Regions from separate parts of the Homo sapiens genome. Here region 1 is linked to region 2. Evidence: read pairs that join two places in POLR2A ChIA-PET (ENCODE). Cell type or tissue: endothelial cell of umbilical vein. All regions are shown on one strand. Links, peaks and the distances in the headings refer to the core of each region. The heading gives the core; the rest is flanking DNA. Region 1 has its middle 41 kb from the start of NAP1L1. Region 2 overlaps LNCOG (lncRNA osteogenesis associated).

Region 1 (15,776 bases), core at 4,452-6,951, 150 kb before region 2:
TCTGCCAAAATGTAGGTGTAGTTTCCATAATCCTCCGTTACTGCTCAGAAATCATGTGGCCAGAGAGCGCAAGATTTGTGACTTTCTCTATTGCTGTTATTGGTAACATCACTATTGTAAAACCTAAGATTGGTTTTTGAGATATTTTTCAGACTGACCCCACCCGGACTCTTGACTCAACTGGTCTGGTGGCCCCACCCAGAGGTGGACTCAGTACACAGGGAATGTTTTCCACATCACTGTGATTTCATCCCCAACCCATCAGCACCATCCATTCCTTAGCCCCCTGCCCACGAAATTGTCCATAAAAACCCTAACCTTCAAGCTTGGAGGTGGGGGAGACTGACTTGAATGATAACTCCAGTTCTCCTGGGTGGGCCAGCCTCTTCTTCTCTACTGCAGTGCCTTAGTCTCAGTGAATTGATTTTCCCTGTGCAGTGGGCAGGAAGAACTTGTTAGGTGATTACACCACATCCCTGCCCACCTGACCCAACAAGAAAGCAGTCCCTCTCAGACTGTCCCTGAGATATTTCTGGGGGTCCCAAAGGTGGATGGGGGCTGTTGGCTGTGGTCACAGCACAGTACCTTCCCATTCGGCCCCTCCTCCTCCGTCTCCCACTTGATGCCACATGCAGAAGCCTCACCACTGGTCCTCCTGACAGTGTGTGTAGTGAGAAAGCCAAGGTCAGTGTCTGGTGTGGCCTCCACCAATTTGTTACAGGTAATTAGACAGGCATGAGTGGGGCAGGAGAGGGCTCTCCCGGACCCACAAGGAATGTCGGGTGATGGTTCGGTAATTATCACATTGCCTCGTTAAAAGTGACAAATTGGCAGCCGGTGCCAGGGAGAGGTCATTTCCTAATCGTCCACACCAGTTGCACTAAGTCTTAATTGAGGCTGGTGCGGTGGCTCACACCTGTAATCCCAACATTTTGGGAGGCCAAGGCAGGTGAATCACCTGAAGTCAGGGGTTCAAGGCCAACATGAAGAAACTCCATCTCCACCAAAAATACAAAAATTAGCTGGGCATGGTGGTGGGCACCTGTAATCCCAGCTACTTGGGAGGCCGAGGCAGGAGAATCACATGAACCTGGGAGGCGGAGGTTGCAGTGAGCTGAGATCGTGCCACTGCACTCCAACCTGGGTGACAGAGCGAGATGCCATCGCAAAAACAAATAAATAAATAAATAAATAAATAAATAAATAAATAAAAGTGTTAATTGAGTGCAGGCACCAGGGAGAAGCAACTTCCTGTGCATGTGCATTGAGACAAAATGGCAGAACATGACCTTCCGGAAGCACACCACTGGAAAAGGGAAGAAAGCCTTAGATGGGCATGTGCACAACGACCTAAACACACTGAGTGTGCTCACCTCCCAAGGGTAAGGAGGGCACTGCTCGTGTGGGCAACCCACCCTAAGGGGAGAATCATTGGAAAGGGGCCAGCTTATAAAGTCCTAGTTAGGTGAAACACTGCACTTGTTCTTCAAGTCGCCCACTTGGGTCTCTTCCAAGAGTACTTTCCTTTCTTTCCTGTTCTAAAGCACTTTTAAATAAACTTCCACTCCTGCTTTGAAACTTGCCCATGTCACTTTTTCTGCCTTTTGTCCCTTAGTCAAATTCTGTCTTCTGAGGAGGCAAGAATTGAGGGGGCTGCAGACTGATACATATTTCCTGCCAGTAACGTGGATAATTTCCAGCAGTAACATATTTGGTGCCCTGAGACTCACATATTTGCCACCCATAACATATTGTATTGGCATCCAAGTAGAAAGCAAAGGGCTAGGCCCACTGTGGTCCTCACTGGTCCTCCTGGTACTGGGGGAGTGGCCTACTAACCCTATGCTTTACTTTGCCCCAAGGAACCAAGCAGCTCTGTTTAGGCCAAAGTCCCAAAGTTTCAAGAAAGGTTAGTTCTATCAGTGTAGGCCCTCAGATCTTGCTGAGAATCTTACCAAATGTAATGAAATCACTTTTATCAGCTTTTAGTTTTCTCTTCTTTTATCCCAACGGCTCAAACACCGTTGAGAACGGACGTTAAGCCGTCTCTGTTCATTGTCCTTCTGGCCTCTGAGCTAAAAATAAACAAACAAATAAATGCCCCAAACTCTCCAAAAGAATTCTAACCTATTCAGATGCAACTCTCATCCTTTTCTTCCTTCTCCTCCCCAAATCTTCCCACTCATCTTCAATATTTTTAAGTTTCTGGAACTACCAGCCCCACAAGCATGTCCTTCAGAGGCTGCAAGGCCTATGCACTAAAAGCCATCATGAGGGTAATTTTGCTTTAACAGAATTGAAAATATATTTTTTCTTCTACTCTGTCATGTATATATATATTTCATATATATTATATACATTTCATATATATATTTCATATATATTTCATATTTATAATATATATTTCATATATATAATAAATATTTCATATATATTATATATATTTCATATATATAATATTATATATTTCATATATATTATATATTATATATATGAAATATGTTATATATTATATATATGAAATATATGTTATATATTATATATATGAAATATACATTTCATATATATAATATATATGAAATATATATATTATATATATTTCATATATATAATATATATGAAATATATATAATATATATATTTCATATATATAATATATATGAAATATGTATATTATATATGAAACATATATAATATATATGAAATATATTATATAAATGAAATATATATACTATATATGAAATATATTATATAAATGAAATATATATACTATATATGAAATATATTATATAAATGAAATATATATACTATATATGAAATATATTATATAAATGAAATATATATACTATATATGAAATATATTATATATATGAAATATATATACTATATATGAAATATATTATATATATGAAATATATATACTATATATGAAATATATTTATATATATGAAATATATATACTATATATGAAATATATTATATATATGAAATATATATACTATATATGAAATATATTATATATATGAAATATATATACTATATATGAAATATATTATATATATGAAATATATATAATATATATGAAATATATTATATAAATGAAATATATATATATATATGAAATATATTATATAAATGAAATATATATATATATATGAAATATATATATAAATGAATATATATTATATACATTTCATATATATATTTCATATATATTTCATATTTATAATATATATTTCATATATATAATAAATATTTCATATATATTATATATATTTCATATATATAATATTATATATTTCATATATATTATATATTATATATATGAAATATGTTATATATTATATATATGAAATATATGTTATATATTATATATATGAAATATACATTTCATATATATAATATATATGAAATATATATATTATATATATTCATATATATAATATATATGAAATATATATAATATATATATTTCATATATATTATATACATTTCATATATATATTTCATATATATTTCATATTTATAATATATATTTCATATATATAATAAATATTTCATATATATTATATATATTTCATATATATAATATTATATATTTCATATATATTATATATTATATATATGAAATATGTTATATATTATATATATGAAATATATGTTATATATTATATATATGAAATATACATTTCATATATATAATATATATGAAATATATATATTATATATATTTCATATATATAATATATATGAAATATATATAATATATATATATTTCAAATATGATATATATATTTCATATATAATATATATTTCATATATAATATATATATTTCATATATAATATATATTTCATATATATATTTCATACATAATATATATATTTCATATATATATTTCATATATAATATATATATTTCATATATATATTTCATATATAATATATATATTTCATATATAATATATATATTTCATATATATAATATATATATTTTATATATATTATATATATATTTCATATATATAATATATATATTTCATATATAATATATATATTTCATATATATAATATATTTCGTATATATAGTATATTTCATACATATAATATATTTCATATATAATAGATATATTTCATATATATAATATATTTCATATACATAAGATATTTCATATATACATTTCATATACATAAGATATTTCATATATATATTTCATATATATGCTTCATATATATGTTTCATATATATGCTTCATATATATGTTTCATATATATGCTTCATATATATGTTTCATATATATGCTTCATATATATGTTTCATATATATGCTTCATATATATGTTTCATATATATGCTTCATATATATGTTTCATATATATGCTTCATATATATATATATTTTTTTGAGACGAGGTCTTGCTATGTTGCCCAGGCTGGTCTTGAACTCTGGAGCTCAAGCAATCCGCTCAACTTTGCCTCCGAAAGTGCTGGGATTACAGGCGTGAGCCACCATGCCTGGCCAGCCCTTTCATAATTTTAAAGCCGAAATTTTGGCAAATTTTATTCTTACTGTAGCCATCAACAATTTGCTTACAAAAGTATCTCTCCCAATCATGAGTCTAGGAAGAAAATAAGAATTTATAACCATAAGTTATACTTTCTCCTCTATCCAGTTCCCGGAATCATTACTTCTACTTTAATATATTCAAAAGACCGTGATTTTCATCACACCTACTCTGGGATTAACCAAATGGCCTTAACAAACATTTGTCCTTTCAAAATTTAAAAAAATTCATTAATTACATATTTTTCCATAAAAATAATATCCATGGTGAGAACACACATTGATATAACTATTTTGGAGAACAATTTAGCAATATTATCTATGAAAATAAAAAGAGCGGTAATTTCAGAGTTGAAATTTTCACTGATTTTTATTTTCTTATTTTTGCTTACTTTGTTTTTTTTTCCTATGTTGAGCAGCTACTGCTTGTGTAACTAAAAATATTGAAAAATGTTTTTAGAAATATAGAAAAGAAAAAGACACCTATCCAAAACTCCCAGCTAGGGGAGGTTCAAGTCTTTTAAATTACATCTAAGGTTACTTAACTTGTGTGATTAGATTTGCTATTACAAAGTGTTCCTGAATTTACAACTCACCTTTCACAAGTGCTGGACATCACACTGTGGGAATGTTTTACTCACGCTGAGAATGGCATCAACCCGTTTCCCTCTTAATCTGTGACTTTGTTACAACTCTTTCTTTGAAACTCAAACCCTCTCATCCATAAATCCAGCTTCCAGATCCTCTCTCCTCTGAGCCTTAGCCACCTGCTCAGATGTCACTTAGGTGATACCACACCCATTGTTAACCATCTTTTTACCTACCTGCCGTATCTCCCCCTGGATCTGAGAGCTTCTCTTGGACCTGGACTGCTCCTCCCATTTCTTTGCATCCTGAGTGAGGAACACAGTATAGCAGATGCTTAAAAACTGTTTGAAGATAAAATAAAATAATCTCACTTTTACTAATTTCTGTGTATTAATGCTGCACACTGTATTTAAGATCTTATTATAAAAGGTTTTAATATTCTCCATAGGGTGGATTTAAGGTGACTGCATGGAGGGATGAAATAATGCCTATGAATATGATGAAGCTGATCAATAAAAAAAAAATGCCTGGCTAGATGGTGGCATTTTAAGCAACTTAAAAGTCTGATGCTAAGCAATTTCCTTCTTAACATTTTTCTAGAAAGATTCATTTCCCTGAACAATTAGTCATCTCCGAGAATTCCTTTTTCCTCTGTTTAACAAAACTACAATGACTGGAAAATATGCTGATGTTGGAAAGTCAGGATAAATATTTTCACAAAATATTTAAATCTGAAGTCTACAGTAACTTTTTATTTTTAATTTGTGAATTTGTGTGTTTATTATTTATTTACTATCTGTGGCTATTTCCTTATAAGTGATAAAATTTTAGGGAGAAATAGTTACAAATATAAATATTTTAAAAATATTATAGTAATTATTATCATAAACAGACTATTCAAACACCTCTTCACTTGATATTATCAAACTGTATTTACTTGTCCTTTTCTTTATAACCAACTTGCTTCCTTCCTTCCTTCCTTGCTTCCTTTCCTTCCTTTCCTTCCTTTCCTTCCATCTTTCCTTCTTTCTTCTCTTTGTTGTTGAGACAGGGACTGGCTCTGTTTCCCAGGCTGGAGTGCATTGGCACAATCTTGGCTCACTGCAACCTCCACCTCCTGGGCTCGAGCGATCATCCCACCTCAGCCTCCCAAATAGCTGGGACTACATACACACACCACATTCAGCTAATTTTTGTGTTTTTTGTAGAGTCGGGGTTTTGCCATGTTGCCTGGACTGGTCTCAAACTCCCAAGCTCAAGTGATCCACCCACCTCGGCCTCCCAAAGTGCTGGGATTACAGGGTTGAGTCACTGTGCCTGGCCAATCTTTTATCTTTATCAAATTTTTTTCAACCTGAGGTCGTTTCTCTAAGAGTAAGAAAACTTTTTACTCCTATACATTTTTCCAATACCCCCAATGTTGGGTATTGACCAATTTGGACTCTGTAATTTTTTTTTTTTAGAGATGGGGTCTGACTATGTCGCCAAGAATGAAGTGCAGTGGCTATTCACAAGGATAGTGCACTACAGCCTTGAACTCCTGGGCTCAAGTGATCCCCCCACCTCAGCCTCTTGAGTAGCTGGCATTATAGGCGTGCACTACTACACCCAGTTTTTGCCTATTTTTAAATAGTCATCTTTTTAATTTAAAAAAATTACCTTTTAAAAATTTCTTGTTCTCATGAAAATTACATAACGCATGAGCACTTTAGAAAAATTAGGGAATACACATAATTTAAGGCTGGGCATGGTGGCTTATGCCTGTAATCCCAGCACTTTGGGAGGCCAAGGCGGGAGGATCACCTAAGGTCAGGAGTTCAAGACCAGCCTGGCCAAAATGGGGAAACCCCATCTCTACTTAAAATACAAAAATTAGCTGGGCATGGTGGCATGCACCTGCAATCCCGGCTACTCTGGAGGCTGAGGCAGGAGAATTGCTTGAATGCAGGAGAATCGCTTGAACACAGGAGGCAGAGATTGCAGTGAGCAGAGATTGTGCATTGCACCCCAGCCTGGGTTACGAAAGCAAAAAAACTCCATCTCAAAAAAAAAAAAAATAGAAAAAAGAAAATACACATAAATTAAAATTTTAAATCATGAAATTTCACCATTCAGAAACAGCCAGTATTGGCTAGGCGTGGTGGCTCACGCCTGTATCCTAGCACTTCAGGAGGCTGAGACGGGCGGATCACGAGGTCAGGAGATGGAGACCATCTTGGCTAACATGATGAAACCCTGCGTCTACTAAAAATACAAAAACAAAATTAGCCAGGCGTGGTGGTGGGCGCCTGTAGTCCCAGCTCCCAGCTACTCGGGAGGCTGAGGCAGGAGAATGGTGTGAACCTGAGAGGCGGAGCTTGCAGTGAGCCGAGATCGCGCCACTGCATTCCAGCATGGGCAACAGAGCGAGACTCCATCTCAAAAAAAAAAAAAACAAAAACAAAGAAAAAAGAAATAGCCAGTATTTTTAGTATTTTGGCGTATAGTCTTCCAAACTCTTAGATACAGAGATCAATATGTATATATAAATGTTTTATTAAAAATAAGGCCATGCTGTATAGTCTTTGCTAATAACTATTTACAAGACAATATATTCTGAACATCTTTTACGGCCATAGCTATATTTATACAAGATCATTTGTAAGCAATTCATGTAGACATTCATATAACATACAGAAAAGTTTGTAAAAAAATAAAATAAAAACAAGGAATAGTCAGAAAACTATTCTTTCTAGTTTTGGATCTGTCATCTTTTAGAGGTGTGACATTGTTTCACTCTGTTCCTCTTTTCCCCGTTCATCAAAATAAGAAAATAGTACTGCTCAAATCTACCTCACATATTTGTCATATTCATCAATTGGAAACACCTTTATAGGTTTCAAGTGCTATTCAAAGGCAAGACCTTATGATCTCTGGACAAATTCATAGCCAGGATATGACATCGGCAGGGCCTAAATAATATCTTCTGGAAGATAATAACCTTTGTTCATCATGCATGCCTGCAGTCATGCACTGGAAAAAGACTTCTTGAGCATCTCTTATATGTCAATGTGAGCAATCGAAATCAAGTTTCTGTCCTTGTTAATCAAAAGCCAGATGTTAATCAAATAGTCAAATAATTGTTTATTATATTATTTTTTATTTAGTTTATTATTCCAACCTCTAAAAATCAAGATTTTTCTTTTTTTTTTTTTTTTTTTTTAAGACGGAGTCTTGCTCTGTCACCCAGGCTGGAGTACAATGGCAATCTCAGCTCACTGCAACCTCCACCTCCAGGGTTCAAGCGATTCTCTTGCCTCAGCCTCCTGAGTAGCTGGGATTACAGGCACCCGCCACCACGCCCAGCTAATATTTTGTATTTTTAGTAGAGATGGGGTTTCACCATGTTGGCCAGACTGGTTTCAAACTCCTGACCTCGAGTGATCCACCTGCCTTGACCTCCCAAAGTGCTAGGTGCTAGGATTACAGGTGAGAGCCACTGTGCCTGCCCCCCCCCTTTTTTTTTTTTTTTGGGAGAGAAGGGGGGTCTTGTTATGTTGCCCATGTTGGTCTTGAACTCTTGGCCTCAAGTGATCCTCCTGCCTTGACCTCCCAAAGTACTGGGATTACAGGTGTGAGTCACCATTTGAGGCCATGATTTTTAACTGTTTTTCAAATGCATTACACTTACGAACTATATCTCTATTTTTAAAAATACAATGTAATGATTCTTTTAACTGAGAATTAATAAGAAAACAAAAAGCTTACTCTGGATCAGGGAAGCTACAAATTTACATGTGTATCTCATTTGATGCTGGCTATAATGATTACAGATTCTGATATTCTCATTTTACATATTGAGGTTTAGAGAGGGTTCAGTATTTACAGGTCACACAGGTAATATATATCTAAACCTGGTATTCCCAAACCATCTTCTTACCTCTACTCTTCAGTTTCTGCCCTTTCTCATGTCTACCTACCTGCTTTATTTATTTATTTATTTGTTTATTTATTTATTTGAGACAGAGTCTTGCTCTGTCACCCAGGCTAGAGTGCAGCGGTGCAATCTCAGCTCACTGCAACCTTCATCTCCCGGGCTCAAGTGCTTCTCCTGCCTCAGCCTCCCAAGTAGCTGGGTTTACATGCCTGGCTAATTTTTGTATTTTCAGTAGAGACGAGGTTTCACCATGTTGGCCAGGCTGGTCTTGAACTCCTGACCTCAGGTGATCCACCCGCCTTGGCCTCCCAAAGTGTTAAGATTACAAGCATGAACCACCGCACCCGACCACCTTTAAAAATTGTAATTTGTGCTAGGTGCAGTGGCGGTGTGCCTGTAGTCCCAGCTCTCCAGAAGGCTGTGGTAGGAAGATGACTTGAGCCCAGGAATTCAAGGCATAAGTGCACTATGATTGTGCCTGTGTATAGCCACTGTACTCCAGCCTGGGCAACATAGTGAGACCCCATGTCAAAAGAAAAAAAATGTAATTTGTTATCAATGTTGGGATGAATGTTTTTGTTTTGTTGTGTTTGTTTAAACAAAGTATTGTGACTATAAATCACAAAAAAAAATAGACCATTGAAACAACTCAAATACATAGGAAAACTATCGGTGAAACAAAGCAGTAATGGATGTCAAAGTGAGCTATGTGACCAAAACAGTTTACTGTCTTCAAAGAATCAGCATATAATGGAAAGAAGATTTGAATGACCTATCCACTTTCAGCACTGTCTTCTATGCAAATTTCCAATGATTTACATTGGAATTGTAACTTTAGATTCTAATTTTTATTTTCTGAATACAGTTTTTGCTTTAAATTGCATATATTATATGTAGTTTTTTGTTTAAATTGTACAGGTTTGTTTCTTGCCTTTAGACTAATGTCCTTTTTTTAGATTGCACTTTGGAGAAACCAAGGATCATATTGCTTAGCATTCACTCATCCATTAAAGATGTATTATGCCAGACATTTTGGTGGGCAGTAGTATGAGGGAATAGTAATAGAGATGAGAATATAAAGATGAATAAGACACTGACATTGTTTTCAAGAAGGTGAATATGATAATGCCATTGCTTTCACAGTCCGCTGGGAAAGTCTCAGTCTAGGGAGACACATATAGTTAAATACCGTACTATGGAAGGAAAAAGATAGAAGCTGATCAACTAGGGGTCAAGAAGACTTTTTTTTTTTTTTCTTTGAGATGTAGTTTTATTCTTGTTGCCCAGGCTGGAGTGCAATGGCGTGATCTTGGCTCACCGCAACCTCCGCCTCCCGGGTTCAAGCAATTCTCCTACCTCAGCCTCCCGAATAGCTGAGATTACAGGCACTTGCCACCATACCCAGCTAATTTTTGTATTTTTAGTAGAGACAGTGTTTCACCATGTTGGTCAGGCTGCTCTCAAACTCCTGACCTCAGGTGATCTGCCCACCTCGGCCTCCCAAAGTGCTGGGATTACAGGTGTGAGCCACCGTGCCCAGCCAAGAAGACTTCTTATAGATATTAAGATTTGAGCTAGATCTTGAAGGATGAGAAATAGCTTATCATTTTGAGATAGAGAAAAGGATTTAGGGCAAAAGAAAAACCGGTGGACACATGACCAAATATCTTATGTTGGCATAAAAGAGGCTGAATAAGGTTTACAAAGGAGAGTTATTGGGAGTGAAAATAGAGGATGGGCTGAGACCAGATCACCAAAGACTTTCCTGGAAGGTTTTCAAGTAGAATGTGATGCAATTATATTTGTGAACCAACTTTATTTGGTTCCATGTGTCAACCCGAAATAATTCAAAGCATTAAAATTTAGTTTAAAAGAGTTTATTTAAGCTAAAAGTTGGTAATTGCCATCTGGAAAACACAGACTCAAGAGAAATGGGGTCAGTGTTCTGAAATTAAAAGTTAAGTTTTTGAGGCTGGGTGCAGTGGCTCATGTCTGTAATCCTAGTGCTTTGGGAGGCTGAAGCAGGAGGACTGCTTGAGCCCAGGAGTTCAAGACCAGCTTGGGCAACATAGCAAGACCCCATCTCTACAAAAAATAAATTTATTAAATTTATTTTTTAATTTAATGTATATATAATTTCATTAAGTCATAAATAAGGCAATTTTTTAAAAACCATCATTGAAAATATGCTTGCCCTAGAGATTAAAAAGTTAAGGAAGGCACTTATACGATAGTAGCAGGCTGAAATTAAAAATAATTCAAAACTTGATATTCTTCTTTTTTAGTCAAATTCTCACCTACAGAAAGTCTAACCTGATTCCTTTTTTGCTTTGTCTGATTCATGTTAATTTCTGTGGCTGGTTTAAATTTTTATAATACAGCAAATTTGGGTCATGAAGGTAGATTGCCAGCTGTTTCCAAGAATAGTTTAATTTTTATTTTTAAACACTTTTTCTTTCCAACTTTTAGGTTCAAGGGGTACATGTGCGGGTTTGTTAAATGGGTAAATTGTGTGTTGCAGGGGTTTGATATACAGATGATTTTGTCACCCAAATAATACCCAAATAATACCCAATAGGTAGTTTTTCAATCCTCATCTTCTTGTCACCCTCCACCCTCAAACAGGCCCCAGTGTCTATCGTTCCATTCTTTGTGTCCATGTGGATTCAATGTTTAACTCCCAGTTATGATATGAGAACATGTGGTATTTGGTTTTCTGTTCCTGCTTTAAATCACTTAAGATAATGGCCTCCAGCTCCATCTATGTTTCTGCAAAAATCATGAGCTCATTTTTTACAGCTGTGTAATATTCCATGTCGTATATGTATACCACATTTTCTTTATCCAGTCCACCACTGATAAGCATCTAGGTTGACTTCATGTCTGTGCTATCGTGAATAGTGTTGCAATGAACATACACGTGCATGTGTCTTTATGGTAGAACGATTTATATTCCTTTGGCTATATAACCAGCAGTGGAATTGCTGGGTTGAACAGTAGTTCTCTTTTAAGTTCTTTGAGAAATCTCCAGACTGCTTTCCACAGTGGCTGAACTAATTTACATTCTCACCAGCAGTGTATAAGCATTCTCTTTTCTCTCTGTAACCTTGTCAACATCTGTTATTTTTTGACTTTTTAGTAATAGCCATCAAAAATAGTTTTCAATTTAAAAAAACTAGCAATGTTCATTGTTTTCTTTGAAACATGGGAAAGTTTCATTGGATATCTTTCATATTATTGTTTCTTCTCATGTTCAGAAATGCATTTTAGATGCTTGTGATTGATTCTGCCTTTCCAGATTGGTCGGTGTTGCAATGACTATGCAGATGTCAGTGAAAGTGTGAGCGGTCTACAAGCCCTGGAACATGATGTGAAGTCATTACTTGTTTTTTGTGTCATTGTTGTTTGTTTGTTTATTTTTGAGTGGGAGTCTCGCTCTGTCACCCAGGCTGGAGTGCAGTGGCACGATCTCGGCTCACTGCAACCTCTGCCTCCCAGGTTCAAGCTATTCTCCTGCTTCAGCCCCCCAAGTAGCTGGGACTACAGGCGCCTGCCACCATACCCAGCTAATTTTTGTATTTTTAGTAGAGACGGGGTTTCACCATGTTGGCCAGGCTGGTCTTGAACTCCTGACCACAGGTGATCCACCCACCTTGGCTTCCCAAAGTGCTGGAATTACAGGCATGAGCCACCGTGCCCAGCCGCATTACTTGTTTTTGATGCTCAGCTATATTGCTTCCCGTCTGAAAGGAAAACTCCCGTTTCCTCTGTACTTTACTCTCAACACTCACCCCACTTCACTGCTGACATCAAATGTATGTTGCTGCTATTGTTGTTGTTGTTGTTTTCCCACACCAACTGTCTGGACACCAACTAGGTGTCCCACAATTCAAATAAATTCTGACACTACTCCCTGAGCTTAGCCTAAACTCCTCAGAAGAAGGGCTCAGTCCTGCAAGACTGCCCTTACTTCCTATGCCAGTTCCAAGTCGGCTGTGAGTCTGACTGACCAGCTATTAATTGGAAGTTCCCACAACCCCCACCCCTGTGCCAACTTCAGTTTTAATAATTTGCTAGAACTGGCCGGGCACGGTGTAATCCCAGCACTTTGAAAAGCCTGTAATCCCAGCACTTTGAGAAGCCAAAGTGGTGGATCACCTGAGGTCAGGAGTGCGAGAGCAGCCTAGCCAATGTGGTGAAACCCCGTCTCCACTAAAAATATAAAAATTAGCTGGGTATGGTGTGGTGCTCGCCTGTAATCCCAGCTACTTGGGAGGCTGAGGCATGAGAATTGCTTGAACCCAGGAGGCAGAGGTTGCAGTGAGCCGAGATCACGCCGCTGCACTCCAGCCTAGGCAACAGAGTGAGACTCCATCTCAAAAAAAAAAAAATTGCTACAACAGCTCGAAGAACTCAGTAAAAAGTTTACTTACTGAATTACCAGTTTACCATAAAACGATACAACTCAGGAACAGCCAGATAGAAGAGACACATAGGGCCAGGTAGGCTGGAAAGGGTGTGCAGTTTCCATTCCCTCTTCAAGCACACCACCCTCCCAACACCTCCCTGGGTTCCACAACCTGGAAGCTGTCTCTGAACCCTGTCCTTTTGGGGTTTTACTGAGGCCTCATTCTGTAGGCATGATTGATTAAGTCATTGACCATTGTGGTTAAGTCAATCTTCAATCTCTCTCTCCTACCGGATATAGGGGTTTGGGGGGCTAAAATTTCAAACCCTCTAACCACATGGTTAGTCGCCCTGGCAACCAGCCCCCATCCTGAGGCTATCCAGGAGCCCCCAGCTATCAGTCGTTCATTAGCATACACAAAGGCATTTATCACTTCAGTGATCCCAGTGATTTTAGGATTATGGATTTCTGTATTAGTTTGTTCTTGCATTGCTATAAAGAAATACCTGAGTCTTGGCAATTTATAAAGAAAAGAGATTTAGGCTGGGCTCAGTGGCTCATGCCTATAATCTTGGCACTTTAGGAGGCCGAGGTGGGTGGATTGCTTGAGCTCAGGAATTTGAGATCCTGTGCAGCATGGTGAAACCCCATCTCTACCAAAAATACAAAAATTAGATAAGCTGGGTGGCTCACATCTGTATTCCCAGCTACTTAGGAGGCTGAGGTGGGAGGATTGCTTAAGCCTGGGAGGCTGAGGCTGCAGTGAGCTGTGATCACACTCCTGCATTCCCACCTGGGTGACAGAGTGAGACCCTGTCTCCAAAAAAAAAAAAAAAAAAAAAGAGGAAGAAGAAGAAAAGAAAAGAAAAGAGTTTTTATTGCCTCACAGTTCCACAGGCTGTACAGGAAGGATGATACTGGCATCTGCTCAGTGTCTGGGGAGACCTCAGAAAACTTACAATCATGGTGGAAAGTAAAGCAGGAGCAGGCATGTATTACATGACAGGAGCAGGAGCAAAAGAGAAAGGGGAGGTACCGTACACTTTTAAACAACCAAATCTTGTAAGAACTCACTCACTATCATGAGAACAGCACCAAGGAAATGGTACTAAACCATTCATTCATGAGAAATCCGCCCCATGATCCAATCACCTCCCACCAGCCTCACCTCCAACATTGAGAATTACAATTCAACATGATATTTGGTAGGGACACAGATCCAGAGCACATCAAGCTGTGTGCCAAGGGAGTGAAAGGAAAGTGACCAAATATGTATTTCTTCTTCTTATTTTTTTTAAAAAATAGAGATGGAGTCTCATTATGTTACCCAGGCTGGTCTCGAACTCCTGGGCTCAAGCAATCCACCTGTTTTGGCCTCCCAAAGTGCTAAAATTATAGGCATGAACCCCCACGCCCCACCTTTTTCTTTTTCTTTTACACCATGCCATACTCATTAGATTACATAAGAAAGTCCAATATGGAAATAGTTAACAGTTGCTCCTCTCTTCTTCCCAAGAAAAGTATCAAAACCACATTATTGCACAGGGGAATTCTACCAAATCTTTAAAATGCAGATAATTCTAGTTATATTTAAACTCTTCTGGAGCCTAAAAAAAGAAGAAAAGCTTCCTAATTATTTTTATGAAGGGAATATAAAATACATAATGGACAAAGACTACAAAATTTACAAAAGCTAAGGCCAGGTGTGGTGGTTCATGACTGTAATACCAGCACTTTGAGAGGCCGAGGTGGGAGGATCACTTCAGCCCAGGAGTTAAAAACCAGCCCGGGCAATCTAGGCAGACCTTGTCTTTACAAAAAAATTGTTTTAATTAGCTAGGCACAGTTATGTGTGCCTGTAATCCCAGCTACTTGGAAGGCTGAGGCAGGATGCTTACATGAGTCCAGGAGTTGGAGGTTGCCATGAGCTATGATCATGCCACTCCACTCCATCCTGGACAACAGTGTGAGACTCTGTCTTAAAAAAACAAAAAAAGATACAAAGCCATAGACTAGTCTTTCAATTAATATCAATACTAAATAAATTATTAATAAGCAGAATCCAACGGCAATTTATGACTATGAAGGTTTTTTTCTCCTATGAATATATGGATGGCTCAACTCTAGAAAAATCTAATAATATTTATTGTCTATCAAATGATCATCTCCATGGATGCTAAAAAGGAATGTGACAAAATTCAACAATGATCCTAGATAATAAAACAAAGAAACTTTCAATAAAAGAAATGTTGACCATAAAGCCAAACTTCATAAAATATTTAAAGAAGTTTATTCTGAGCCAA
Region 2 (15,776 bases), core at 6,572-9,071:
TAAATGACATTTATCGAGAGCCCACCACACAGCAGGCACTGTTCTAAGCACTTCACAGGGATCATCACATCAAATCCCCACAATAACCCTTGCGGTTAGCACTGCCATTATTATCATTTTGGAGATGAGGATTGCCCACCACTCTACCAGCAAGTGGCAGATCTAGAGTAGATAGGAGTGCTGTATTTGGAAGAGCACGTTCCTGGGGTAAGAGTCACAGTCCTGCCTTGTTCCTGACTAGTAAATGAGACTCTGAGGACCTGGATGGCTTCACACAAAAGTACAGAGTAGGCTGAGGGCTGAAATGAAATCATGGTTGAGATATTCTAGACCCCTTTCATCAAGTTCTTAAAAGCCCGTACTCTCCTTAGAATAAAAGGAGTTTAAAGGGAGAAACAAGCAATAGAACTATTTTCTTCCATTTTTCTAAAATTTTATTATTTTCTAGATCAATAGTCTTATACTCTCAACTCTTTTAAGGAAAGAGGTTATAGGATATTTTGTATAGGTCAACAATCTCTTGTCAGAAATGGTTTTGGCTGGATAATTCATAATTTAGAATTTTAGAGATTTTTAGAAAGGTTATACATTCATATATTATATTTTACATAATACCAGCAGTGGAGTCTGCGGATGATATGGACTGAATTGTATCCCCTCAAAATTCATATGTTGAAGCCCTCAACTCCTGTAATGGTTAATTTTATGGGTCAAACTGACTAGGCTACGGGGTGCCCAGATTAAACATTACTTCTGGGTGTGTCTGTGAGAGTGTTTTCAGATGAGATTAGCATTTGAATTGGTGGACTCAGGAAAGTAGATTGCCCTTGTCAATATGGGGAGGCCTCATTCAACCCGTTGAAAGCTTGATAGAACAAAAGCAGAGGAAGGGATTTGTCCCCTTCCTGCCTGCATGCTGGAGCGGGAACGTCGGTCTTCTCCTGCCTTTGGACTGGGATTCACAGGATCATAAGAAATGATACGGATTAAAAATTATTTTTTTTATAAAATTAAATAAAAACCAAACTTTCTCCTGTCATTCGTTTTATTAACATGGATTTTTGTCTAAACAATTTCTGTTTGAGTAAATGTCAACAATCTTTCCATCATCATTGAAAGCATATTACTCCAGGCTAGCTATAAACTACCTCACATTAAGTAACATCACCAGATCATCTGTGGTGTTTTTTTCACCTATATTTATAATATCATCATCATTATCTTCTGTAATCCTCACACTTACTATATTTGCAACATTTCAGCAATCTCCCCATCACTGAAAATATACAACTGCATCACTACCAATGATCAGTATTTCTTTACTATCAGCTTCTTCTAACAACTTCAGCCAATAAAAACTTAGTGTAATAATAAAGATAGACATAATTGTTTTTTCATCAATGGCCCCACATATTTCTAAGTTTGTGTTGGTGGTTTTATTTTCCAACATTGGAGTAGCAAAATTCTGTTCCTAGCATTTGTTGATGTTGACTTAATAATATCATTCTGAGCATTGGCAGCTCTGTAAATGGTATCCTTGAGTATAACCTCTTTAAGGAAGTCTTAGATTCCTGGCTTCTGTTCACTGAAGCAAACATACAGTTTGGAAAGAAGTGCTCAGACTTGCTTTTCAGTCTCTAAAGCTCTTTGGCTCCAAGGCTACACTCCTGATGTCATGTTGCAAGGAAAAGAAAAACTGAAAACATTATGCAAGAAGTTCAAGAGGAGGGTTTGTAAAGCCATGGTCCAGAAGTAATAGAACTTTACATTTTTCTTCTACATCAGCTTGCTGGTAATAAGCCCATATTGCTGGTACAAAGTGGCCATTGAATCATCATAAAGTAGTTCTCTAATTACTCATACTTTCTTGTTTGCACAGGTAATTTGCATATACCTTTCAAATTTCTTGGATGTAGGCTTTCCTCAGGTACTGTCAATTTTATCTTGTTTTAAAAACACAGTGCTGGCCAGGCACAGTGGCTCATGCCTGTAATCCCAGCACTTTGGGAGGCCAAGGTGGGTGGATCCCAAGGTCAGGAGTTCAAGACCAGCCTGACCAACATGGTGAAACCCCATCTCAACTAAAAATACAAAAATTAGCTGGGTGTGGTGGCACGTGCCTGTAGTCCCAGCTGCTTGGGAGGCTGAGGCAGGAGAATCACTTGAACCTGGGAGGCAGGGGTTGCAGTGAGCGGAGATCATGCCACTGCACTCCAGCCTGGGTGACAGAGTGAGACTCTGTCTCAAAAAAAACAAAACACAGTGCTGCATGCCAAGCACAGTCCATCTGAGTTTAGTGTTATTAAAACCTATAGAAGCTTTCTCATGAGTCAGTACCATGGGAAAACAGTACCAATATAGAGCTTTAATATCAAATTTAATATCAAAATTATAAATAGGTTCAGGACTAAGGTTTACATCAGACAGTATTTTAACAAGTTTATCAAGATTTTGGCTGTTTCTAAGATATGTTAGTTCTGAATAAAAAAGAACTATTATTTGAATTATCAAATAATTAATAAATTATTATTAAATAATTAATATTTGAATTATTAAAATTAATCAAATTATTATTTATTAATAAATTTAATTCAATAAATTTAAGTTAGTATTTAATAATTTATTACATAAATACTAAATTTATTTAATACATTTGATAAATTTATTTATTTAAATAATTAAAATTATTTAATTTTAATAATTTAATAATTTTAAAAATATCTTTAATTTGTTTCAACATCATCAGGAGTGATTTTATTACATATTTGTAAGGCATTTTACACCATGATGCTCTTAAATTCTGTGTCTTTTTTTCTATTTTACTCTATTAGCATTAAAGCTCTTAAATTCCGTAGGCAGCTGTGATGGTTAAATTTTTGTGTGTCAGATTGGCTAGACCATGACCATGACCACGATCATTGGCATGACCATTTGTTTGGACAAATACCAGTCTAGACGTTGATGTGAAGTATTTTGTAGATGCAGTTAAGATATACCACCAGTTGACTTTAAGTAAAGGAGATTACCCTTGATATTGTTGGTGGACCTCATACAATTAGTTGAGGGCCTTAATAGCAAAAACAGATTGTTTTGGGGAAGAATTTCTACCTTAAGACTGTAACATAGAAACCCTGCCTGAATTTCCAACCTATGGAATTGCCCTACAGATTTCAGATTTACCAGCCCCCCACCACCACAGCCTTCTAAATATTCACATTATTTTCAGTGTTCAATTTTTGCAGTGTATAGTAGCTTGCTTCATAACAAACTAGTAGTATATGTTCGCTTCATTGTCAAATCCACTTAATTAACATATCATCATGATTTGCATTCTTTGCCCTTTAAAGTGTTTTCCTATTTTTCATTAGTTCTTAGTCATTGTTGCACAGGAAATCTTCTACAACTTGCCGTTCTGTTTTTTAAGTCATATATTGTTTTGATTCTGATACTGTATTTTTCAAGACAGATAGCAGGATCTATCTTCTGTAATAACTTTACTTATAATATTATTGATTTCAACAGGCACTTCCTTTTCTTCCTTTCCCTCTCTTCATTGTTACCTATAAGGGCAGCTTTAACTCTTCTCAAAGAGTGAAATTAACCCCAAATTTCAAAATAACAAAAATGTACACAGTAGACATGATAGTGCTGGGTAGGGGCTCTGAGACATAACCAATGGTCAAAAAGGTTTTTGCCACTATGTGAGGTTTTTTCCCACACTGGCAAAAGAGCTTCTGTTTTTCAGAGCCTTTTAAATTTTATAATTGTGGAGAAAGGATTATGAATCTGTACCTGTCTCCTGCTAAAATGTCACACATTTTGAAATGTACTTGTCCTTGTTTGACTAAGCATTAAGACAAAGTGTTCTCTGCAACGAGAGCTCTTCTTGCCACCCACTTGTGTTACACATAGTACATTAATGAGGTGACTGTGATCTCATCCTCCTGGCTTGCCTTCCTTGGCTCAGATTCCAGAGAAGCAGCCGTCAGGTCCTCCAGATCCTTTGGGCTGAGCTGACTGATGACCTTACCATGGGACTCACAGCTCCTTGCTGCTCCAACATTTTAAGTTCTGGATAAGCTAGTACCCAAAAGGAGTCCTTTTTACTACCAATACCAAATCCTCCAAGAGCTTCCCTCACTCTCTTAGGGCCTCTACTGCCCAAATGCTGGTCCCCAGTGAATATGCCTTCTCAGTCCCCAACTCTATGCCATCTGGTAGGAATATAGGGAGCTGGAGGGATTTATGGCTAAGGGATCCTGCACACTTGAATTCCATCTGTCCTGCAGTAAACGATATACACAGAAAAGGATGGTGGGCAAAGAGGCACGTTCTATTTAGCTGGGCTCTGGCTCAAGCCCCAGTGTAGAGTCTTGTGAACTGGAGTAGACCACATGCAACTTGGTGAACGTATTTTGCCTAGACGAGGCTGAGCTCTTAGGCTTTTGTCTCAGGCTCTGGCCCTGCAAAAGAAAAGGCATCCTGAAGCCTACAGCATGGCCACACCCTTCCCCGTTGGGAGTGAAATGAGAGGAAGTGGAGGGAGCACGAGGAGCTGCTAAAATCTAGTCAACTGCATCTCTGTTTTTTATCTTTGACCCATTGTTCAATAGGCTTAACATCCAGGCCCATCTTCTCTGATCTCTTAGGATAAAAAGTGCCCAAAGAGTCAGTGTCAGCAGAACATTTTTGCACGAACTGACTGGTTTAATGTTTTCCACTAAGACTGTAAACCCCAAGAAGGGTTCAGTGACCCTTCTTGCCCTTGATGGTGTTCTTGAGGGAAGAGCAAAGGTAGCAGGAATGTGGAACTCTGAGCTGCTTATGGCCAACCTAGGGGATGCTTTATGAAGTGATGGTTGAATAAATTAAAATGGAACAAGACTTCCTATAATCACAATCATCGTCTATCTCAGAATGTAGCACAAAAGATACCACTGAAGTTATTTGCTTCCTTGCTACCTTGGAGGAGAAACAAAAATCTCTCTAGCTTTGAGCTATGGCTAACTGAGGCAGTAAGAGGTGTAAATGCTGTCTTTGGAAACCTGGGATCCAAATAAATCCCAACTTCCTTTTCACTTGTGTTCCCTTCTCTACTTTGGGAAGCAAATCAGAGACATTGAAGATGGTGGCACTGCCAAATATATCAGACCTCAACATGTACTCTGTAGTAAAGTCTACCCTTCAACAAAAAAGAGCACTACCACAAGATATTTATTCTTATCTTACTCTCTGAATTAAAATCCTGACCTGAGGCACTTCTCTGTCTGCATTATTTTCAGAAGAGTCTAGATCTGAAATCTAATTATATTGCATATTAAAACACCAATATTGATGTTATTCCATCAAGCCCTGTCATACTTTGCAGGCTACATCCTTTTGGCCCCGATTTGTCTTCATTCATGTTACTTGAATCATCTTGATGAAATGCTCTGAATCTGTCTGGGAGAAAGTTTATTTTGATATCTGATCTGATCCAGACCTATTCTCAAGTCCCTTTGAAAACTCACTGGTAATATGCAGTCATTTGCTAATTGAAATTTGACCAATAATTAGCCAAGGATATTCTTTTGTTCAATTATCTTATGATAGCTGGCCAGATGCAATGGCTCACGCCTGTAATCCCAGCACTCTGGGAGGCCAAGGCAGGCGGATCACGTGAGCCCAGAAGTTCAAGACCAGCCTAGGCAACACGGCAAGACCCTGTCTCAAAACCCCCCAAAAAACAAAAACTTGTGATAGTAGTCTGAAAAGCCACCTCTATGTTATTAATACAAAATCTATTTTTGGTATTGGTGTAAGTAAAGGTTTAATACCTTCCGTGAATTACAAGTTCAAGCAAGAGATGCTTTAATTTCAGCTCTTTACCTGGATGCCAAGAAATTGCCAGAATTTTCTCAAGTCTAATTTGATATTATTAATCCCATTTTACAGATGAAGAAACTAAGGCACAAATAGGCACAACACAAGGCTCAAATTTATGTAAATATTAAAGCTAGTATTTGAACTTATAGAACTCACTGGTGGAAACTATGTTCTTAACCACTGTGCAAAACTGCTTCTCACTAAAACCCTACCTTGCCAAGGGCCCTGAGGCCTTCCACAATCTGACCCCTCACATTTCTCTGGTCTCATTTTCTTCTAAGCTCACTCTTTTCCAGTTGAACTGGACTCCTTGCAGTTACTTGAATATTTCCAATACACCCCCACTCCAGGCCTCTGAAACTACTGTCCTCTCCTTATCACCAGATATCCTCACGACATCTTCCTCACCTCTTCTGATGTCTAATCAAATGTCACCCCCACAAAGTGGGCTTCCCTGACCTCTCCATCCATAAACGAATCCTTTTTTCCCCTGCTTCCTCACCCGCTACTCTTTTAACCTGCATTATTTACCTTCATAGCACTTATTAAATATTACGTACTTACTGATTTATTTGTTTATTGTATAGACCAGACAATGAACCCATAGTGAAATTTGGTTTGGGTGGAGAAGTTGACTGTTGTTTTCACTGCTGTGTTACCAGCTCCTAGAACAGACCTAGCACATAGTAAGCACTCAATAAGTATTTCCTTGATGAAAGAGGGGAGGAAGAAAGGAAGGGAAGAATAGAGTGAGAGTAAGGAGAATTAATTAATTAATGAAGATTATAATATTGGTTGGGTAATCAGTAAGTATTTCCAACCCCAATCACATTAGCATGCAACTTTCATGATTTTCTTACCTGTACCTTGAAAGATTTCCTATGTCATTTCCTGAAGTGGCTATGGATTCTAGCTCTTCCAAAGTGCCTGGGGATGGGGACAATATGGATTAGTTATTTGTTGCTACACTCACAAACTTTAGTATTTATTAAGCACTTAACAGGGCCCATGCACTGGGCTAAGCACTTTTCCCGGCTTATCTCACTTTACTGCCACCTTAGGGCTTTTGAATTTTAATAGGAAAGAAGTAAGGACAGTGTCTACATATGTAAGCCCTGGGATCAGCCTGCCCAAACTTAAATCCTGGATGCACCATTGGGTAACTGTATGGCTCCTCTCTGTTTATCATCTATAAAGAAGATATATTAACTATTCATATGTAACAGAGTGGTTCCGAGATTTAAATGAGATTGTGCAGGATTGGCATAGAGTCTGGCACATGGCAAACAGTAAAACATCTCAGCTACCATTATGACCACTTTCCAGAGCAGAAACCAAGGCTGAAAGCCAGTATATGCCTTGTCCTAGGTCACAAAAAACTGAAAAATAGAACTGGGATTTAAACCTGCTGTTGTTTAATACCAAAGTTTTTTTTGTTTTGTTTTTTGACTAGACTGCTTTTCTGTCTTTTTTAGTCTAGCTCTTTGTTCAAAAGGCCTCCAGGGAAGTTAGTACAGTGTAGAAAATTATATCTCTCACCCAGGCAAACACATGAGTAATGTGAAGCAAACACAGCTCACTGGTGCAGCCTCAACCTCCCGGGCTCAAGTGATCTTTGCGCCTCAGCCTCCCGAGTAGCTAGGACTACAGATGTACCACCATGCCCGACTAATTTTTTATTTTTGTAGAGACAGGGTCTCTCCACGTTGCCTAGGCTGGTCTTGAACTCCTAGCCTCAAGCAATCCACCTGCCTCAGTCTCCCAAAGTGCTGAGGTTACAGGCATGAGCCACCATGTCTGGCCAACTTTCTTGACTAGTATTCTCTTTTAAGATATTAGAGGCAAGTGTTAAGAGGTTACACAAGGGATTGTTATAGATTTGTAAAACGAGGCTGGATGATGGTAACTTTGAGATCTGTAAATATTTACACAGCTGTCTCAAAAAAAATCACTTTTTCTCACATGATGAATTGATTATCTAAATGTGAAAGGGAAAATAATTCTAGAAGAAAATTTAGGAGAACAACTTTATGATTTGGAGCTAGGCAAAGATTTCTTAGGACACAAAGAACATAAGCCATAAATAAAATAAGTTGGACTTTATAAAATTAAGAGCTTGTTTTCACCAAAAGATATCATTAAGAGAATGAAAAGGGAAGCCACAGAATAGGAAAAGATATCTGTGGCCAGCAGCGGTGACTCATGCCTGTATTCCCAGCACTTTGGGAGGCTGAGGTGGGCAAATCACTTGAGGCCAGGAGTTCAAGACTAGCCTTGTCAACATGATGAAATCCTATCTCTACTAAAAAAAAAAAAAAAAAAAAAAAATTGGCCATGCATGGGTGGTACATGCCTGTGATCCCAGCTACACAGGAGGCTGAGGCATGAGAATTGCTTGAACCCAGGTGGCAGAGGCTGCAATGAGCCAAGATCATGCCACTGCACTCTAGCCTAGGCAACAGAGCAAGATCCTGTCTTAAAAAAAAAAAAAAAAAAAAAAAGGAAAAGATATTTGCAACACTCACAACCAACAAAGATGTCTTAGCCACAATCTCTAAAGAAAGCTACAAGTCAATAAGAAAAAGCCAGGTGACTCAATAGAAAAGTAGACAAAAGACAGACATATACTTCACAAAAGAGCTCATTAAGATGACCAATAAACACAATGGTTATTTGTTTTTATTTCCATCAAGCATGTAGAATTCTCAACTAACATCCAAGTTTCAAAAAATCCAGAAAAGTCAATACTGTGCTGATGCTGTCAGATAATCAACTGTAGACGAGACAGTATTCGTGCCTGCAAGGATCAGCCTATTGAAAGATAATGCAATAAAGTGCAAGGCATTAGCGTAAAGACAAGGTTTAAAGCACATGGTAGTAACATAGCTTAATTCAGAATAAAGGAACAAGGAGTCCGCAGAGGAGGTGACAAATGAGCTGTGCCCTGATGGATGGGCATGAGTGGGCTGACAATGTGTACCTCCCGACATGAGGGGCCTTGCAGGTGGTGGAAGTGGAAGGAGGACAATAGGAGCAAGTCTGACGATCCTCCCAAAGTGGCACCTTCTCAATGATTGGTAAGATGTGGGGCTAGAAACATCAGGGGGTCACTCTGACAGCACTCAAGGAGAAAAGAGATGGAAAGATATTTCCCCTGTCATGAACTTACTCCATCCCCCAGTGGGAACAGACCCCACCCCTGTTCTGACTCTTGCTCTCCCGTCTCTTCTCCCTCCCCTCAGTTTCCAGCTGAAATAGAGACCCCTCTCAATTGTTGTGCATTTTCTTCAGGGGTCGGGGTTGAGCTGCTATTATTAAAACTTGTATGAGTTTCCTTCTTACTTCTTCAGCGAATTCACCTCTGTAGGTCATCAGCCTTTAGCCCCTGGGAACCTCAGGACAGGTAGAATATGCACAATTTCAGCTAATTTATCCTGCCAGTGAGACACAACTGCAGCTTCATTAAAAGATCTGTGTCAGGCTTCACAGAAATAATGAAAATACTGTCAACCAGTTGGCAAGAATTTCAAAGCAGCCCTTTTATGTCTGGCGGCGAGGGCACCCGAGGTTGGCCTCCTTTGCTGTCAGCCTTTCAGTTCAAGACAAAGAGCATGACTGTTCTTCTCTAGAAATCAGCAAAACTCTCCTGGAGCCATTTAGTAACAGGATTTCTTTAAAAAACATTATGTGATTTTCCAGTAGAAATAAATATTTTCCTAGCAAGTCTTAAATGGAATTGCAGGGATACTCAACACAGAACCAAGCACAGGTATGAGACACTCACTAATGTGTCTTGTTCCAGTTCATCTTGGACTGTAAGGATTTGGGTGGGCCAATTTTTTTTCTATTATTATTTCCTTTCTTTCTTTTTCTTTCTTTATAACTTATTTTCTGAATCATTATAAATTGTAAATAACAGAAACTTCCTTTTCTAAAATTTCATTATGGTCTTACAGAGAGTAGTGGGTAACAGGGGAGAACTACAAATAATTAATAAAAATTTGTATTGGATTTTTGAGGAAAAAAACTGAAAAAGTTCAAGAAAGTGGTCTAAGTTCTTCAACAAACAACAAACTTTATTTTTTTTAGACGGAGTCTCACTCTATCACCCAGGATGGAGTGCAGTGGCCCACAACCACACCGGCTAATTTTTGTACTTTTAGTAGAATTGAGGGGTTTCACCATGTTGGCCAGGCTGGTCTCAAACTCCTGGCCTCAAGTGATCTGCCTGCCTCAGCCTCCCAAAATGCTGGGATTACAGGCATGAGCCACTGCACCTGGCCAACAAACTTTCAAAGCAGGTTACACTATACCATATGGGAAATATTAGTGGATATCTGCAATATTAATATTTGCATGAATGATAATTTAGCCTTCATTTTTGCCTCTAGCCTGTGTGCACATTCTTTAGATGCATAGCTTCAGGCTGTGTTCTATGGGTCCCTAAGGTTTTCCTGGGATTTCATGGAGACAGAGGTGTGCTGTGGTACTGAACTCAGGCCATCAGCTAGGCTCTGAACTCTTATCTTCCACTTCAACCACAACACCTGTGCTAGTATCTGCTTTAATATTGGTGTTTACAGTAAGATATATTTTTAAAATATATTTAAGTCAGAGAGAGAGAGAGGTTGGACATCTTTATTATGGATTATTTCCCTAAACATCTTCACAGAGTCTCTCAAATGAACCTGCGGCTTTTGAACTCACTGCTCCTTCAAACTGCTAGTACCACTCTTAGACTGGGGCAAGTAGGGCGCCTATCTAAGGCCTGAAGCAAAGGGAGCCTTGTGTTTCAGAGTGCTTTCCTCAACATTTTCTTTCTTTCTTTTTTTTTTGTTTTTTTTTGAGATAAGGTCTTACTCTGTCACCCAGGCTGGAGTGGAGTGGTACAATTATAGCCCACTGCAGCCACACCTCCTGGGCTCAAGTGATCCTTCTGCCCCAGCCTCTCAGGTAGCTGGGACTACAGCACGTGCCATCATGCCCCGCTAATTTTTGATTTCTTGTAGAGACAAGGTCTCACTAGGTTGCCTGGGCTGGTCTCAAACTCCTGAGCTCAAGTGACCCCCCTGCCTCAACCTCCCAAAGTGCTGGGATTACAGGCATGAGCCCCTACATTTGGCCCACTCCTCGACATTTTCTAAGTTCTCTCCAGTGTCTGGGACTGGCTGGTCTTTCAGTAGCATCCAGACAGGCCACTCCAGCCCACATGGTTCCTGGTCCTTTTTTCGCTTCTTCAGAGCGTTCCCTGAAACTCTACCTGACATATGTGGTCAACCAGTTGCCCCAAGGAACTCTGAACCATGCTTCTGTGGGGTTGTTCTGGGGTCCTGTGGCTGGGCCCCTGTTCCAGGAGGGAAGCAGATTGCTCCTACTGGCCTGTGTGACATACATGGGCCTGTGCATTGGCACTTGTTACCTTGCAATCCTATCTCTGGTCTCTAGCACCCAAGGGTAAGGAGAGTGTTAACAGAATCTTTTACTACCAGTCCCACCACACCTTTTACAGGCTAGGATAACACATGTCAGGAAGTCCTCTGGGGTGACCCCAGGTCTGTTTCTTCTGAGAGCTTCTGAGGCTGTTGCTGCACAGTGTTGCCTCTGATTGATGGATATGGTGATGCTGTGCTCTCCCAGGTTGGTCTTAAGGTCTGACAGATGATAGATATTCCTTGGATGAATGGGATTGTACTTTTCCTGCCAAGCCTAGAGGTTCCTTTCCTCTCTTCCCTACAGAAAGCAGTGTGGGAGGCAGAAGTGTGTCCAAAATTAAAAGAGATGACATTCTAGGAATGCAATGATTATGGCCTCAAGAGTTCAAAAGAAAACATGATTGGAATATGTGTTAATTTACATTTGTGGTATAAAAGTCTGAACAATAAATTTAACGTGAGCAGAAAATCAGATTATTGCTCACATTTTCCTGCACGCCCTGGGTAACAGGCGCATTTGTGGTCATCATCAAGGAAGCACCATAACAACCTCTGAGAGAGTCACTGGAAATCAGCATTCACAGTCAACATGATGGATGATGTCATGTCATGAGTAAGAATGTAACCAGCACAAAATAACTGGTACTAGGAAACTGGAAGAGGAAAAAGATCTACATTGTTTCTATACAAATAGCTTGCAAAGAACCATGCCATTGTGAGTAATAACTACAGTGCTACTTTTTTCTTTCAGTGGGAGATATAAATTAGCCAGGAACAGCATATTTAACAATAAAGAGTATGAGGAGATAGTTCCGAGACCTGAACAGGAGCTGATGGGGCCTGGACATTACGAAGAATTTTTCAATGCACTGATTGGATAGAAAATGGCTATGTGTACCCTCTACCCATTTTCTAAATCTTTATCAGTTAATCACCTTTCATAGGTTCATAAATTTTATAATACATTTCAAATCAAATTGATTATACAGACATGCCTCCCCCACCAGACTCCAAATTTGCCCATAGACTCACACACCCTAGGGGTGTGGGGCATGCTGAGCTAAGACCTTCACCATGTCTTGCTTAATGTTTGGTCCTAACTGGTCTACCTCCTTCTTAATCTCTTCACTTTCTAGTGTATTTCCCAAACTGCCAGAGTGTTCTTTCTAAAATGCAAATCTGATCAAGTTTTCCCTGTTTATAACCCTTCAATGTCTAGGAAACCAAACTGAAATTCCTTAGGTTGGAATGTAATTTTCTTCATGACCTGGCCCCTCCTTGTCTGTTTTGCCTGACCTTACACAATACCCCAGTAGTTACTCTATGTTCTAACCCTAACAGGATTAGAACTACAACAGGAAGTTTTCCACATCCTCAGTGTTCTTAAACATTCTTCCCTCTCTTAGATTCCCTTAACATTACTAGTCTTCCTAAATGATTCCTATGTGTCGGGGAATACTCAGGTTCCCAGCACCACCTCCCTGAATGCCTTCTTCCAGCCCACAAAAGGAAAGCAGAAGTCAGTATTGCCAGAGAGAGGGGAGGGAGGAAGGGAAGGTGGAGTTGAGGTCAGAGGGTGTGGGGTGCAGTTCACAGAATCCCTGAAAGGATTATATTCTGCGTGAGGTAGTAACACATTTGGTGTCTGCAATGAATTGAGCCTCCCCAAATCCACATGGTTACGTAGTCTTTTCCTAACTCCCGATCGAGGCTGGTTCTATGATCCACTTAACCAACAGAACAACACAGAATTGGCGGAGATGTGCCTGTCTGGGGCCTAAGTCATCAGAAGCCATGACAGTTTCTGCTTTTGTGCTTTGGAGATCCCTGGGTGCCGTGTAAGATGTTCAGCTACCCTGCTAGGGAGACCCTGTGAGGAGGCCATATGGAAGAGGAGAGGCCATGAGACTACATAGTGAGAGCAAGAGACTCAGTCATCAGCAGCCCAGCTGAGCACAGCTTCCAGCTCTCTTTGCCAAGGGCCAGATATAGGAATGAAGCATCTTGGATGTTCCAGACCCATCCACAGCTGCATAAGAGTCCTGTGAGACATCCATCTGAGCCCAGTCAACCCATGGAATCATGAAAAATAATAAAGTTTGTATCAAGCTACTAAGCTAACTGATGATAACAGAACCAGGACTCAACAGGTGAGACAGGGTCTTGGCATCAAGCATCTACAAGAAAATATTAGGTGGAGGATATGCAGGAACTACTATTTGCAAACTCCAGTCTGGCATCATAAAGCAGGACTCAGAAACTGGATGGACAGGCAGAGTGCACCACTACCAGGCATCCGGCATGGCATTACACACGCTTCTCTGTTGACCTAGCCAAACTCTCCCACTCCCTGATCCATTCTCACCCTTGACTGAGAGAGATGAGAAGACAGCTGAAAGATGAACACGTTCAGTGTGACATCTACCCATAGCTGGGACAGGCAGTAAGGCAAGGTGACCATCCAGCTGGCAAGAAGGCTGAGGACAGGAAGCCAATATCTGATTAGATGTTACAGCAGAAATGGCCGAAACTGATTACCAGTTAGTCCTTTGCTCTTTTGGTCAAGGGCACAGATTCCATCCCAGTTAATTTGGCTTTAGTCCATGGCCACAGACTGAACCTTTAACCCAGCCAGCTGTCCTAATTGGATGTCCTCCCTTGGATGTCTGGGAAAGATAGGACAAGACACAATGTCTTTTGTCTGGGAAAGGCTGTGTGTGAGTGGGTTTGTCTGTAACAGTGGCATCATCAAAAAATAACTGGGTTCTAAAATGCATCCACTCATCTCCTTCCTCCCCACCTCCCCACAGGCCAGTCTAAATTTGTTCATTTATTTGAATTCCCTATTTCTGTTCATAGGACCAGCAGTCTTTCCCCAGTCCCTTAGGTTTAAAACTTTGACATCACTTTTGAAGTCTCTCTTCTCTCTCCCCTACACCCAAGCTAAACTAATATGGCTCACTTCTGCAACATCTCTTAGCTCTTTCCCTCTTTTCTATTTTCACAGTTCTAGTCAAGGTATGTATGACTCTTAAATGGAGATTTTCAATGCTTCTTAACTAGTATTGCAGCTTCTACCCTTTTTTCTCCTTTCTTCAATCCAACTTTCACATCCCTGCCTAGAATACCTTCTGATAATGTCATTTTCCAACACTCAGTTCATCAGTGTTTTTCTAATACCTGCAGCAGGCTTGCAAACTGGAAGACCGTCAGGTGATTTAAATGTGAGACACGACTGAGCGTAAGACACTAGGGTGCTGCATAGCTCCTCCGGCAGGTGCAGAGTGTGAATCCTGCTGAAGGCATTTCCTGTCTTTATTTTTATAGCTAGTGTTCTGACCAGACAAACCACAAAATTCCACAAAATAAAGGCCAAATTCTTCAGTCTAACATTTAAAGCTTTCCATGATTAGATTCCAACTTACTTTTCCAGACACAGAGCTTTTAATGTCAGTATGTAGCTCAGAGATGGTATGTATAGGGTACATGTGCCACCACACTTCCATCCCTGGTCCATGGAAGATATTCCCACTAATCGTAGGACCACTAATCATGGTCCTCTTTCCTGTTGGGCTCAGATACAGCCTCCAGATCGTCCCCAAGAGAGCATCTATGAGCCAGAGGTGCTTAATGTATCCATTAAAACCTATTTGCCATTGTGTACAAGCTCACATCTGATCACTTTCAGCCCATGCCGAATCCCCTCGGTCCACTGTACTGTGCTTGTCATGCAGACCAGAGGACTTCAGCATTTTGAAATAAACACCTTGGTTAGCTGGTTCTCTCTGACCCACTCTCAGCTACCACACAGGCTGCTCCGCTGTAGGCTCAGTCCCGTTTTAGGTGAGTTGCCCCCTGGTCGCTTCAGGTCATGGCAGGAGACTGATCCTGATCCTGGTAGTTTGCTCCAGAGAGAGAGGCTTGGATGAGGGTCTTATCTTAGCTAAAGCAGATTTCATGACAAGCCTCCCATCCCTGTACCCCTCTTCCAACCCCTGTAGTGGCAAATGCTGAGGGCTGATCTCAGGGAGACCCTACCCCACTGACGCTACTGTTTTAGATGAACCAACTCACAAAACAACTGGTGCACAACATCCAGTCTGTTCATGACCATTGGTGAACGTCATCTGTTTGTGTGTTCAAGCTCCCTAAAAGCCTCATAATCTAGGTTGCTGCTTGGGCTTGGCATGGTAGTGTGTGTGGCTGTGGGAGATGTTCATGCTATACAAAATGCCCAAATGCCCATGCCACACAGAGTGGGTGGCAGGATTTCCCTTTGAGGAGCTCTATGTGCATTCCTTCAATGACTGGGGGTCTACTTCACTTTTTCATATTCCATTGGGGCCTGCACATTCCAGAGAGCCCAGTTTTCCTCTCTGTTTGGCAAGACTTATTCTTTCTCCTAAAGTAACTGACTGTCGTATTTGTTTTAAAAGAGCGAGTAAGACAGATGCTAATAATATCACATAGACTAACTCA

What was found. Peaks named below come from ENCODE experiments on the same cell type or tissue, not always from the same donor. Only the 100,000 strongest peaks of a DNase experiment are listed, where the experiment ranks them.
Region 1: POLR2A ChIA-PET joins it to region 2 with 5 read pairs; 4 of 35 experiments call an interaction of 5 or more read pairs at or near these places.

The regions. Positions count from the first base shown.
Region 1 is chr12:76,118,240-76,134,015 of GRCh38, forward strand. No RefSeq gene overlaps it. Among named protein-coding and RNA genes, the nearest start is that of NAP1L1, 41 kb to the left of the region's middle. In endothelial cell of umbilical vein, for the core only: no CTCF peak of the experiment used is centred there; a DNase peak (open chromatin) is centred at 5,752; H3K27ac peaks cover 2,253 bases.
Region 2 is chr12:76,263,072-76,278,847 of GRCh38, forward strand. The region is part of intron 1 of LNCOG (lncRNA osteogenesis associated); the gene reads left to right. Among named protein-coding and RNA genes, the nearest start is that of LNCOG, 11 kb to the left of the region's middle. In endothelial cell of umbilical vein, for the core only: no CTCF peak of the experiment used is centred there; no DNase peak of the experiment used is centred there.